Linked DNA regions of Homo sapiens: region 2 is linked to region 1. A link is a contact called in ENCODE Hi-C data. All regions are on one chromosome and are shown on one strand. The core of a region is the stretch at or near the end of the contact, and the rest is flanking DNA. Distances in the headings are between cores, read along the strand shown. Region 1 holds the start of MYF5 (myogenic factor 5). Region 2 overlaps LIN7A (lin-7 cell polarity scaffold A).

Evidence for each region. Hi-C counts contacts between places; a loop is a spot of excess contacts on that map.
Region 2: a map with no recorded cell type shows a loop between it and region 1 (1.9-fold over the local background). The contact joins the enhancer-like site here to the promoter of MYF5 in region 1. A Hi-C loop is called at or near these places in 3 of 37 single-sample maps with no recorded cell type.

What each region holds. Positions count from the first base shown.
Region 1 is chr12:80,715,227-80,721,729 of GRCh38, reverse strand. It overlaps MYF5 (myogenic factor 5), which reads right to left and starts at 4,818. Exons shown (of 3, transcript NM_005593.3): 1 at 4,166-4,818; 2 at 3,297-3,372; 3 at 2,059-2,869. The coding sequence starts at 4,666. The coding sequence ends at 2,679.
Region 2 is chr12:80,834,122-80,840,431 of GRCh38, reverse strand. All of the region lies in intron 4 of LIN7A (lin-7 cell polarity scaffold A), which reads left to right. Among named protein-coding and RNA genes, the nearest start is that of MIR617, 4.6 kb to the right of the region's middle. Within about 2 kb of position 2,196, at least 2 of the 41 ENCODE cell types and tissues checked have a DNase peak (open chromatin) inside an H3K27ac peak, as active enhancers do.

The DNA of each region.
Region 1 (6,503 bases), core at 3,569-6,068:
TTTCATATATAACTCAGGGAACATGCATTTTGCAGCCATGAGAGGAAAGGAGGCTCTTTTGACTCTCACTTCCTGAAAACCTCTTCCCCATCACGCTTGCAGACGGGGAAGGGAATATTGTCCTAGTTGCTCTTAGAAATCTGACTGTTGGTTTGCTGCATGTTTTCCACCAGCTGAGGTGAAGTGGGCTAATACAAACTCAGAAACCCAAGTGTTCACTGCAGGAGATTTATAGATGACAAAATCCCATCCTTACTTCGATCTTTTTGTGAGTTCCATTTCTTTTTTTTCCCTGCTTTTTAAAAGAAAATAAGACCTTTCTGGATCTGAACCACTGGAAAACCAATTTCCAAAGTTCCCTTGTCTAAAAAGAAGTATGTATGACTGCAAATGCTGTGTTGTGCTGAGCAGACATCAGCCTTCAATGTTAGTACATTGAAAATGAGATTAATTGAGCAACATGGCATGGAGAATATTGTTTTAAATTGTACATTAACCACCCCTTGTATTATATCCAGACCACTGAAAAGGCTCTAACTACTTCAAATTATCATTATCATATTCATTGAGAATATTAGGTATGCTTGCAAAGTTATAAAGCAATTGAGATTTGATTTGAAAAAGTTTAATTTTCATTCATTTGAACCAAAAATTTCATATTTTCTGCTTAATTATATTAAATGAAACAAAATATGGTAATGTGTTTAAAAATTGAAGTTTAAAAAACTAAACCAATATTTGAATTTTTTTCCTGTCTGATCCTATTAAAAACAAATCTCCAATGTCTCCATAGAAGTATCAAAAGGAGAAAATGTACCTAGCACAGTTTCTAACAAAAGTGGATAACCCAGACTTATGTTGGACATATACACAAATCTCTATCATGCCCTCTTGAATTCTTTTCATGTAAAATCCTCACACTCTGAAATCATGAGTAAAGACTTATATCTGTGTGCTAAAAGTCAGCGTTCCCTGTCAGGCCATGATGCTAACAGAGTGACAGTGGCCATCATATTTTTTAACTCAGCCCTTATACCTCCCTTATGGAATGATTCCCATTCCTTTAAGCTTCATGACTGCATAAGCATGAGCAAATCACACCAGAGAGAAAGAGAAACCTTCCTGAGAACAGTAGCATTGCCAAGCTCTAGTAAAGAGTCTGTATGCTTTTTTTAAATTAATGTATGTAACCACAAATCCTTAGGAATTTTAAATCAATGTACATATAAGAGGATTAAACAATTATCAATATTTGTTCTCTGTGAATAGCTACTTTAGATACTTTAAGAATCTCTTTTTAAAATCTCTCTCAATGGTAAACTTGTGATAATTATCCCAATCATTGTCTCAACCTAATTTTCCACTTAATTGTTCAATTTTTTCATATCAGTTCTTTCTAGAGGAGATTTAGGGTGATGAATATGAGACAAGTCTGTTTTACATACACACATGCACACACACGCATACATGATATGATTAATACAATAAAGTTTAAAAGGCTGTAAAAAGAAGGAAGAAAACTCAAGTCTGTCTCACTTCAGTATAATTTGTGTAAGTTTTCTTATGTTGGCACTCTAGCAATATAAAAAAAATCAGCCCAATACCTTTAAATATTTTATTGACAATATTAGTATATATTATCAAGATATTTTCAGGCAGGTAGTAAAAGTAAATATGATTTAACTCATGCCTTCTGTTGTACTATAGTTATTAAAATGATGTGATGTTGTATAGTCTTTTTTAAAAAAGCATGTGTTACTGTCCTGAATAACCTCTATCTTCCCTTCACACACAAACGACTTGATAGTATATGGTACAGTTCTAAGATAAAGGAAAAGTTTCATTTAGCAGGTTCACTTGAAATATATTTAAAATGAAAATATGACATTTTCACTTGTGACATCAACAGGACCTAAACTGGGTACATGAGAATGGTAAATATTCAGACTTATCTGAAAAGCCAACTGTTTAAGTATTTTCAGCTCACATGTAAAGATTTCATGTCAATGAACAGTAATTCCATTGGGGTGTTATTTTAAAAGATCATGAGCCAAAATATTTCTTGTAGTAAAAAATTTTATTTATGGTGGAATTTCCAAAATTTCTTATATCTTGAAATGATCCACAAAGTACTATTTTGTGCTTACATTTAAAAGATACATTTCTTACAAGAAAAGATCAAAATATATACATTAGGCAGTATTATATTTTTATTTAATACAATATAACTAAAGGATTAAAGAGAAAAGAAATAGTTAAATATATTTAAAATTCCATTTAACTGATTCTCAGCTGTTTTAATGTTTTAAAGAAAAAAATAAAGCTCTAAACACCAGAGACATTTTGATGAGCAATATTTATAATATATATATATGTATATATAAGTTAAGCATTGCAACAAGCTACCCTCAATCAATGGCCCCCTATCAGAAATAGTATTACTGGAACTATGTATTAATATCTAAGCAAAGAATAATAAAGAAGAAGAAAGTATTATTTGCAATGATGACTTTTTAGTTAAATACACTTTCTTATAAAGTGGCAAGGTAATCTTTACAAATTTACAACTGAAAAGAAATCTTTATGTACATGTTGTCTTGGTTTGGGACTTTTTGAAGCCTTCTTCTTCCTGTGTATTAGGCCCTCCTGGAAGAAGTCATATAGACCAGAAAATTAGTTCATAGCACATGATAGATAAGCCTGGAACTAGAAGCCCCTGGAGTTGCAGGCTGTGAATCGGTGCTGGCAACTGGAGAGAGAGAAGCCAGATCCTGGAGAGGCAACCCAGGTTGCTCTGAGGAGGTGATCCGGTCCACTATGTTGGATAAGCAATCCAAGCTGGATAAGGAGTTTTTATCTGTGGCATATACTAAGGATACAAGGAGAAAAGCATTAAAAAATAATTAGCCCAAGATAGACAGATTTGCTTATGTTGCTCCTTAAATTGTAGGTCAGCTCCTCTGACACCCAGAGGTCAGGTGGTCACAGAAAGCCTAACATAGAAATTTGCAACAAATATCTGGCAATTCCTGAGGGGTAGACGTGGGGAGTGGGGAAGCCCCCTGATAATATTTCAAGCAACATTGTGTGTGCATGTGTGTATGCATGTGTGCGTGCGTGTCTGCTAGGGGGATTTGGAGCAGAAGATGTGTTTATTTTGCTTTACCAAAGCCTCCCTATAAGAACCATCACTTCCATTCTCCCTTCCCCAATACTATCAGCAAGAACAGAATCTTATAGGCTGAATTGTTAGGTTGAACTGGTCTTTAAACTCCTGTGAAGTTATCAATTCTTACCATTTGATACATCAGGACAGTAGATGCTGTCAAAAGTACTGCTCTTTCTGGACCAGACAGGACTGTTACATTCGGGCTATAATACAAGACACACAACAAAGTTTGTTTTCAGGTCTTGGCAAAAGATGTTCTGACCAAAGGTGAGGCTGTGCTTGCCCACCAGCTCTGTAACCGAACACTGTCAATCACCTTCACTGCCTTGATTTAGGAAGGGCTAGCCCTCTCCAAATTCCCAGGGCACTGAGGTCAATCTCTGTGCTTGAAGAAGAGGAGAGCAGCAGCAAAGGGAAGAGGGGGTGGAATTCAGCAGCAATGTGCATTGGGTTAACCATGCAAAATGGATTGGAGTAGAAGAAAGCCACACTAATTCAGGGAAAGAACACTTTCCCAGGGCAAAAACACATTAAAACCTGGCAGCCTTGGAGCAAACGCCCTCTAAAAAGAATGCATCAACATCTTTCAGCCAGGCCTCATTGGAGCAGGAACTGGGGCCGTGTGGGTATTTCTTTCCATTTCCTCATTAAGTTAGAAACGGTGCCTTTAGATATTAGCGTAGGGCATGATCCACAGATGGCATATTTTGAAAATAAATTCAGGAATGGAGAAAACATCTGAGTGATCATTCACAGCCACCCATCTTCCATGTCAACACTCGATTACAGTGTACACCTAGAACCTGCTAGAAAGTTAAACTAAAATCTTGTTCAGCAGCGGTTTGGGGAGTCTTTCTAAATGTGGACCCCTCTCTTCTTTTAAAGCAACTCAGCATCTGCCTCCACCCCACTCTCCCCACCACACCAGGTTAAATGAGGTGTAAGGACTTTAGAAAAGATTAGGGTAGCCTAGCAGGTACCAGATCTATTGCTTACCATGCCATCAGAGCAGTTGGAGGTGGGGCTGGTGGGCTCCGAGCAGCTCTGTCCCGGCAGGCTATAGTAGTTCTCCACCTGCTCTCTCAGCAACTCCTGCAGGCTCTCGATGTAGCGGATGGCATTCCTGAGGATCTCCACCTTGGGCAGCCTCTGGTTGGGGTTGGTCGTGGTACACCTCTTGAGGGTTTCGAAAGCCTGGTTGACCTTCTTCAGGCGCCTCCGCTCGCGCATAGTGGCTGCCTTCCGCCGATCCATGGTGGTGGACTTCCTCTTGCAGGCTTTGCAGGCCCACATGAGGCAGTGACCAGCCTGGTGGTGGCCGGTAGGCGCTCGCACGTGCTCGTCCTCATCTGAGCCCTGCAGCTCTGCTTTGTGCGCTCCGAAGGCAGCCACTCGCGGCACAAACTCGTCCCCAAATTCACCCTCGGGGGACGGTATGCAGGAGCCGTCGTAGAAGTACTCAGAAGGTGAGAACTGGCAGCCATCCATCACGTCCATCCTGCTGAGAGGCAGGCGGTGCACCTGGACGGCAGCGAGAGGGATGGGGAGAAACGGGAGCCTGGCGCCTCCGCCGATGGGCAAATCCCGGGCGGAGCTCCCTAGTCTGTCGCTCCGGTAATTAACAAGGGCAGACGCCTGTTGGCCTGGGTAGACAAGCTGGGGTTGGGGTTCTTTATATATTCTTTCGGGAGGGAGGCCGGCCCCAGTGGCCAGGCACTATTAGCATATCCCACCGCAACCCCCGCGGGGGCTGTCTGGACAAACCTCCGCCTTTCCTCTACAGACAATCTGCTGTGTACTGCCCCTTTTGACGCTAATGGTTTTACTGTATTTCTGCTGGGGCGGCAGTGGGTCCCCAACCTGCTCATTTGCACTCTCTAGATAGGCTAAAACAAGGGATCACTTAAGGAGTGTTTCACACAAAAGTGACCAAGGCAGTCCAACTTTTTGCAATTGGACACACATTTTAAAATAGTGGTAATAAATAGAAATCCCTTTCAGCTGGCACCAAGAGCCGACCTGCCCTCCCAATCCTGGGCGTGAGGAATCACCTGATTTGGGGGTGTTTGTTTCTCTTTTTCATGAACTTCAATTATCTCGAAAACTTTTTCCAGCAATTGGATTGAATAACGGTTACTAAAAACTTGAAGTGGCATTTTCAATCTTGGAGTGAATACAGGGTTTGCCTTTCCAAATCTATTTTGTATAGCTTCAGATGAGTAAAGTTTTGCTCAGATTGTCATTTATTCTAGGCTCTACCTTATTGAGAGTAGGGAGGGAGGTTCCTTTTCCCATGACTGGGCTTGCTCTGAGTTCTCCCTGTATGTCTGCTCATCTAAAAGGAGGTGGGGCACAGGAGGGCCAGGTGACCAGGAACATTCCTCCCGTTCTTGCTTCCTTCATTTTCCCCTTCTGTACGTATTTGTTGAGCACCTTCTCCTTTGTGCCAGGCCTTCCCTAGATCCTGAGCAGGCCAAAGACCTGCACTGAAAGTGTCTCTAAGATTTCCAACAGAAGAAGCCCAGTTTTCGACGGCAAACTCCCTTTCCAGGGGTGAGTCTCCTTTCTCCCTCTCTTTCTGCTCCGCCCTGTCATTTCTACAGACTAAACAGCCAAGCTGGGCTTTGGGGTTGCTAATTTTCTGCTTTCAGGCAAACTAACACCGTTACAGATGCGTCCCAGCTGCCGCCACTGCAATCCTTGACTCGTGTAAAATTTCCAACTCCTCAAACCAGGAGTAACTTCACACACTTCAGTGACAAAAGCCTTCCAGAAAAGCAATCACAGCAGGGTCTTTAGAACTTCGATGGATAGAAGGCAAGAGGGGAGGGTTGTCATTTAAGTGGGAATGAATCTATTAATCAGCTTTTACCAATCCTCCTCCAACCTTAATCCACTTTCAGGTTATTTGGGTTGGGGAGGTGCTGTTTATATTTAGGAAAAGCAATTACTTAAGGTCTACACAATTAGTCTTGGGGTTTTGGACTAGGTCTTGTGGCCCCGTTGAAAGAAGCAGGAGTGTTCTCAACTCAATCTAGGGTAACCCAGTTCAATAAATATAGTGGCTCCGAAGTTATTGCGAGGAGGAGGGAGTTTTCCTTCCTATTATTATTATTATTTCTTTCAGTGAATGGTACTTTGTACTTTTTTTTCAGAATTATTTTCTTAAAGCAACACTGGTTCATTGATCCAGCATCTTCAGGGGCCAGAGAAGTAGCAACCTTTTCAGGGTGCGATCTCTCTAAAGTGAAGACCTTGAAAACCAGAGGTGGGAGAGTGACACTGTCAGTCACTAAGGTTTGCTAGCCACACCATTGCTGTCTCCTCTCTTCTG
Region 2 (6,310 bases), core at 947-3,446, 120 kb before region 1:
CACATCCAAAGACACACGTGCACACGTGCACGCAGGTGAGAAAGTGGATTTCAACCTTTACTGCAATCATAACTGATGCTTACCAAATGTAATAACTGGTTATGTTAAAAACAAATCCCACTGAAATCTGAGTAAGCTCTCTGAATTGTACCAATTCCAATTCGCTGGTTTAATATGATTTTGTAAGATGTTAATATTGGGGAAAGCTGGGTAAAGGATGCATGTGATGTCCCTGTACATTACTTTTCAACTTCTCTTAAATCTATAATTATTTATTTATTTTTATAAAGCAAGAAAGTCCAAAAGGTGATATTTTACTGGTACTGATGGGAGAGAGGCAGGTGAGGAACAGGAAAGAAAAGGATAGAAAGATAAAATATAAGCATGAGGACTTAAAAAAAATATGGCATACTGAAAAGAAGCCCTCATTTGCTTCTGAAATGCAAACATTGTCTTAGAGCACCATTGGTGGGAAATTGCAGCTGAATTTACCTAGCTTTACAGTTAAAACTAAATAAAATTGTCTATACAGTGTATACAGATTGCTAATTGATTTTTAAGCATAACAGATGAGTGAATAAAAGTTTAGGGATGGGACAGAATAAATTGTTTTCCTGCCATCGGCTTTTTTTACATTTTATAAATACCTATATCAAGTTGAAAGTAAGTACTCACAGCCCAAATTACTTATGCAGAATGGCTGTCAGGTGTGGGATGAAGATGAAATAAAAATTAGAACTGTAGATTCGAGCTCTGTGAAGCTACAGCATCCCAGAGGGGAAATCTGTATTAAGATCTTATTTATCTGTGTCGGAACAAAGAGAAAACATAAAAAGTTTTTTTAATTGCTATGAACTACACTGCAAGATTTAAGTTTCACAATAAAATGCATGTTCCAATGATGGCAGTAATTTGTATTCATTGCCTTATCCCAATTCTTAGAACAGTCCCTGTATATAGTCAAAGCTCTCTATATATTTGTTGAATGCCAGACACTGCTGTAAGCACTCTACATAATGAATTCATTATTTACCCGTAATGATCCTCAGTGGTAGGTGTTATTATTATCAGTCCCATTTTACAAATGAAGAAACTGAGGAAGAGAGAGATCAAGCAACTTGCCCAATCTCCTATAGCTACTAAATGGCAGAACTAGAGATTCTAACTCAGGCAGTCTAGCCTTATTAATCATAATTTAAGGTAAATAAATATCTTAGCCATTAATAAATTAGTACTTTCATGTACAATGTAGAAAAGATCAAGTTTTCTTAGCCTTTATGGGTTTGCATAAGTAAATTTTTGGTGGAGAGAGATCAGTTGTTTTTCTTAACTACTCATAAGAGACTTTGACCTTTAAAAAGTTAAAAACCACTTCTAAAGATAGTAAGGTTTTGAAAAGGAATTTACTCTGATTCAAATGGCTCAGTACTCTAATTCACCACTGCAGATGTGTGAAGAGTTTGGTTTGAATGTGTTTGAATTGTTCCATATCTGCATCATTCCAGTTTGCACCAGGCACTTTGCATTCCCGGCTAACTGAACAGCCCTGGTCCACAAGCACTCTCTAAAGCCACTTGGCCCTTAGAGGGGAGCAGATGCTTGCATGAAGAGGGGAAAGACAGAAGCTCAGTCTTCAGTTCCCCTATAGGCCTGGCACACAGATCCCCAGCTTAATTCCAGCTAAGAGACCTCAAGTAAAGCTATTCTCACAATCTCTCTATTCCTAGAAGTCGTTAGCAGATGCTTTACCTTTCTCAGAAGCTGAGTGGGGGACTGTTTAGGTTATAATTAAATAGGAGTGCAAGCTGAAATTTCAGTTCTAAGTGCTGAAAATTTTTATTCTCGGCATGACATCATGTGACACTTCACTCACATTTGTGAAGAAGCCAAGAGAAGTACATTTATGTTGTTTTATCCCAGTCACTTTCAGAAGAGCACAAACAATGCAGCATGATCTGGTATATTTTGCAACACTGAGAAGGCAGTATTCTACCCCCCTTCATTCTGAGTTGGCTCACAATAAGAGATCTTTTAATTTAAAAAGCAGAACAGGGAAATATCGTGCTATCTCAATAGCACAGGTAACTATAGTTCACAGGTTAGAACAACTACATTCCCACCTGGTGATTTCAGCCTGCAAGAATGGGCACCAGGTCTCTCATTCCTTCATAGATCAACTTGAGCTTTGAGCATACAAGAGATTGTGCTGATAGTGTGTCAGTGCCAGAACACACTCACAGTCAGTCGGTGCTAAACGGCAAGTCTCTAAATGAGGGAAGCATTCCCACACATGGGATCAGACTGACCTAAATCTCTATTTAGATTGCTGGTAATGGGTATTTGACTATTCAGTTTAGTTACTGGTGCAGTCTTTCTCATAGTTATTTTTACCATTTATTGTTTGTGTTTTCCTTCTATTTGTGCTGTTATTTTAGCAATGCTTTTCTTTCATTCAACAATTATTTGTAGAGAAATTATTATGTGCCAGCTACTGAGCTAAGTCCTGGATATGGAGTGGTAAACAAAAAAAAAGGGTTATAATCTGGTAGAAAGTAAGAACATGATGATGATGATGATGATGATGATGATGAGGATGATGATGATGATAAATACATACATATAAATGTAACATATCCATCAGTTATCCCAGCCTAAGGGAAATGCTCCCAGTGATTTTGTTCAGGTTCACACTGGTCACAGTAACAGGATTTTTTAACTCCGTTATGTGTATATTAGTTTCCTATGGCTGCTATAACAAATTACCACACACGGTGGTTTTTAAACAACAGAAATGTATTATCTCACAGCCCTGGAAGCCAAAAATCCCAAATCAGTTTCACTAGCTCCAAACCAAGGCATCAACAGGGCTGTGCTCCCTCTAGAGGTGCTATTGGGGAATCTGTTCCTTGCTCCCTTCAGCTTCTGGTGACTGCAGCATTCTTTGATTTGTGGCCACCTCATTCCAATCTCTATCTCCATGGTAACGTTATTACCTTCTTCTCTGCGCCAAATCTCCCACCTCCCTCTATAAGGATACTTGTGAGTTCTTAGGGCCCACTGAGATAATGCAGGGTAATCGCCTCATTTCAAGATCCTTAACCTAATTGTATCTGAAAAGACCTTTTTTTCTATAAAAGGTAATATTTACAGGTTCTGGGGAATAGGACCTGATATTAATATCTTTGAGAAATTATCCAGTCCTCTACAATGTGTAAATATCATAAATCTAGAGTGCTTACAAGTGTATAGGGCTATGGAATGGAACCAGTTGTCCACAGAGCATGGGCACGTTGGTTTTCTAGTCTCAAAACAGCACACACTGAATATTTTCCACTCTACTCCTAGTTCTGACAATGCAAGTTCTTTCTTCCCTTTTCACTTTCAGACTTTTCTCCTTCTGCTTCTGCCTATCCAATCAATAAAGCCATTCAGACTCCTCTTCCTTCTTTCCCCGCCCCCCATCTTGCCTGGTCTTTGATGAGAAAAAAAAAAAAAATGTACGTGAAAACATGCAGCCAAAACATTCTGCTGCACAGCAAAGACCTTCAGATATTTTTCAGTCCTTTTTTACTCCTAAGGTGTGGGCTGAAGGAAGCAGAATGGGAGGGAAAATTCACAAAGAACACGAATTAATACTTCAGAATATAACATGGCCTCATAATTAAACACTGTGATAAGTGTTACAGAGGGGAAAGAAGAAAACAAGGAGCCATGTAATGGAACAAGAGAAGCTACTTTTAAAATATATATATATACATATTTATTTATTTATTTTTTGAGACAGGGTCTCATTCTGTGGCCCAGGCTGGAGTGCAGTGGCGTGATCTTGGCTCACTGCAAACTCTGCCTCCCAGACTAAGCAATCCTCCCACCTCAGCCTCCTGAGTGGCTGGGACCACAGGCACATGCCACCATGCCGGCTAGTTTTTGTATTTTTGATAGAAACAGGCTTTCACTATGTTGCCCAAACTGGTCTCAAACTCCTGAGCTCGAGCAATCCACCAGCCTTGGCCTTCCAAAGTGCTGGGATTACAGATGTTGAGCCACCATGCCAGGAGCTAGTTTTAATAGTGTTAGAAATGGCCTCTTTGAAGGGTGACATTTAAACTGAGATTAAGGAGAAGAGTCTGTTATCATAAGAAAGAGCTTGTGTGAAGGTCTTGAGATAAGGAAGTCCATGATTTGCCATGTAGGAGCAGCTGAAAGAACAAAGTGACTAAAGTATACATAGTGGGATAAGATGAGGCTGAAGAACTGATTGGGAGCCAACCAATGGAGTTTTAAGGTTGATACCCAAAAGTTTTCATTTTACTCTAAGTGCATTAGGAATCTGAAATCAATTCTGAAATCTGATGATATGCCAAGAGTCTCTAATACATCCTGAGGCTGTTCATTATGAAATGAAATGTATTCTACTTTTTTTTTCTGTTAGCTTATTATTATTTTTTGTATTGAAATTTTCTTTCTATATCCTTAAATCACTTGACTAGGATATTGCATATGATAACAACTTAAGAGCAATTTTCCCTTTTTTTCTGTCATCATATTTAATGAAAATTACAAACTTTTACTTTATTGTGAATTGATATTTTCAACATTTCAAAAGGGACTCATTCAAATTCAAGTTCTTATGGTTTCTCAGGAGTTAAGGTTATTCTAACCATAATACGTTTATTTACTCTTTGAGACTCTATTTTGTCATACGTAAAGCAAAAATAGCAATATCTTTCTCACAGGTTTAATCCAAAGATTAAATAAGAGAAAGTATGTAAGAGTGTCTGGCATTACGCTGGATACCTTTTAAATACCCAGTAACTATAAATTTTTTCTTTTAAATCAGATAATAGTCTTTTCTTTCTTATAATTTTATCTCCCTATAGAGTTAGACTCTCCGCCCAGTTTAAGTCATCTCCTCTGCTTTTTGTTTATCTTCAAGAGACAATAAAAGTCCCCCATTAAATACTCTAATTTCAGAGGAAATTGGATCCTTGTCATTGGTGGGTTGATTATGGGCAAGTCATTGGAATTTTTGGTGTCTTTATATCTGCAGGACTGATGTAACAACACCTGTCCTGTCTACCTTTCCTAATAGTAATTAGGATAAAAAAGAGAAATGATAAATACAGCATTAAAAGATAAGACTTATGCTTCCACAATTACACAGCATTGTTGCTGTATATTATTATTAAACAGCCTTTCACCAAACTTCCAGATGCATCTCTCCATGTTTCCTATTGCAACATTTTTCCTTAATTTACAAAAACAGAATATGTAAACCAAGTAATGGTCCTTCTTCTGTTCTAGCTGAGAAATGTGTGGTTTATCTCAAATGAATAGAATATTTGTCTTGAAATCCTGTGCTGGTCCAAAAAAGCATCATTTATATTTTGTGGAACTCACCAAGCCCAATTACCAGTGATTGCTTTAAACATTAGTGAAAAGCCAATGATTCGATTTAATCCTAACTTGGGAGGAACATTCTTCTAACTTATTTATGCTGGTCTACAGACTGTTGGCACTAGCCTAAAGCAAGGTTGGAATGTTAATATGCCACAGCTACATGAGTATACCTAGTGAAATGCAAGCCAAGTGTAAGTCTAAGGGTTTATATAATTTTCCATAATGGATTTATATCTTGTTCTGTTTTTAATTATATTCTCAAAAACAGAAGACACTGATACATATGGCAATCAGATGACATGTCACAAGCCACATGTGATTGCTCACAGGTTCATGTGAGATAACCAAACTTTAACTCAAATGTTGGTTGCTGAGTCTCAGATATGGGAAATGAGTATCAGCAATTGTGGTATTAGAACTACATCTTTCTAAGTTCAGCCAGGAGGTATGGGCTGTTTCAATAAATTTGCAAATGAATCACATTTGATCATAGGCCTTTCCTACTTGGGTTTCTTTCTCTTCTCTCATAGATACAAAATCATTAGTTGCTAATTTTATCACAGCCAACCTTACTCTGAATTGTAAATTATTGACCTTGCCCTTCAGTGACACCAAATCACTTCTCAAGAGAAGTCATGTTTTCTATTTACAGAGGTGCCTATTATCACCAACTGTGTAAATATATAGCATATCTTAAGCTTTAAGAATATAAATTTGAATAAGAACCAAAGCATAAGACTTTAGATCCTGAAGTCAAAATCTGTATATGTAGTATACAAGATTTGATCTAGCATCAGCCTGAACCTATCTTATCACCCAGCACTACCATTTCAACATAGATTTTTCATTCTGAACTAATCACTATATATGTGGTAGTCCTTACATACTTAAAAATCGAGTAAAATGTGAC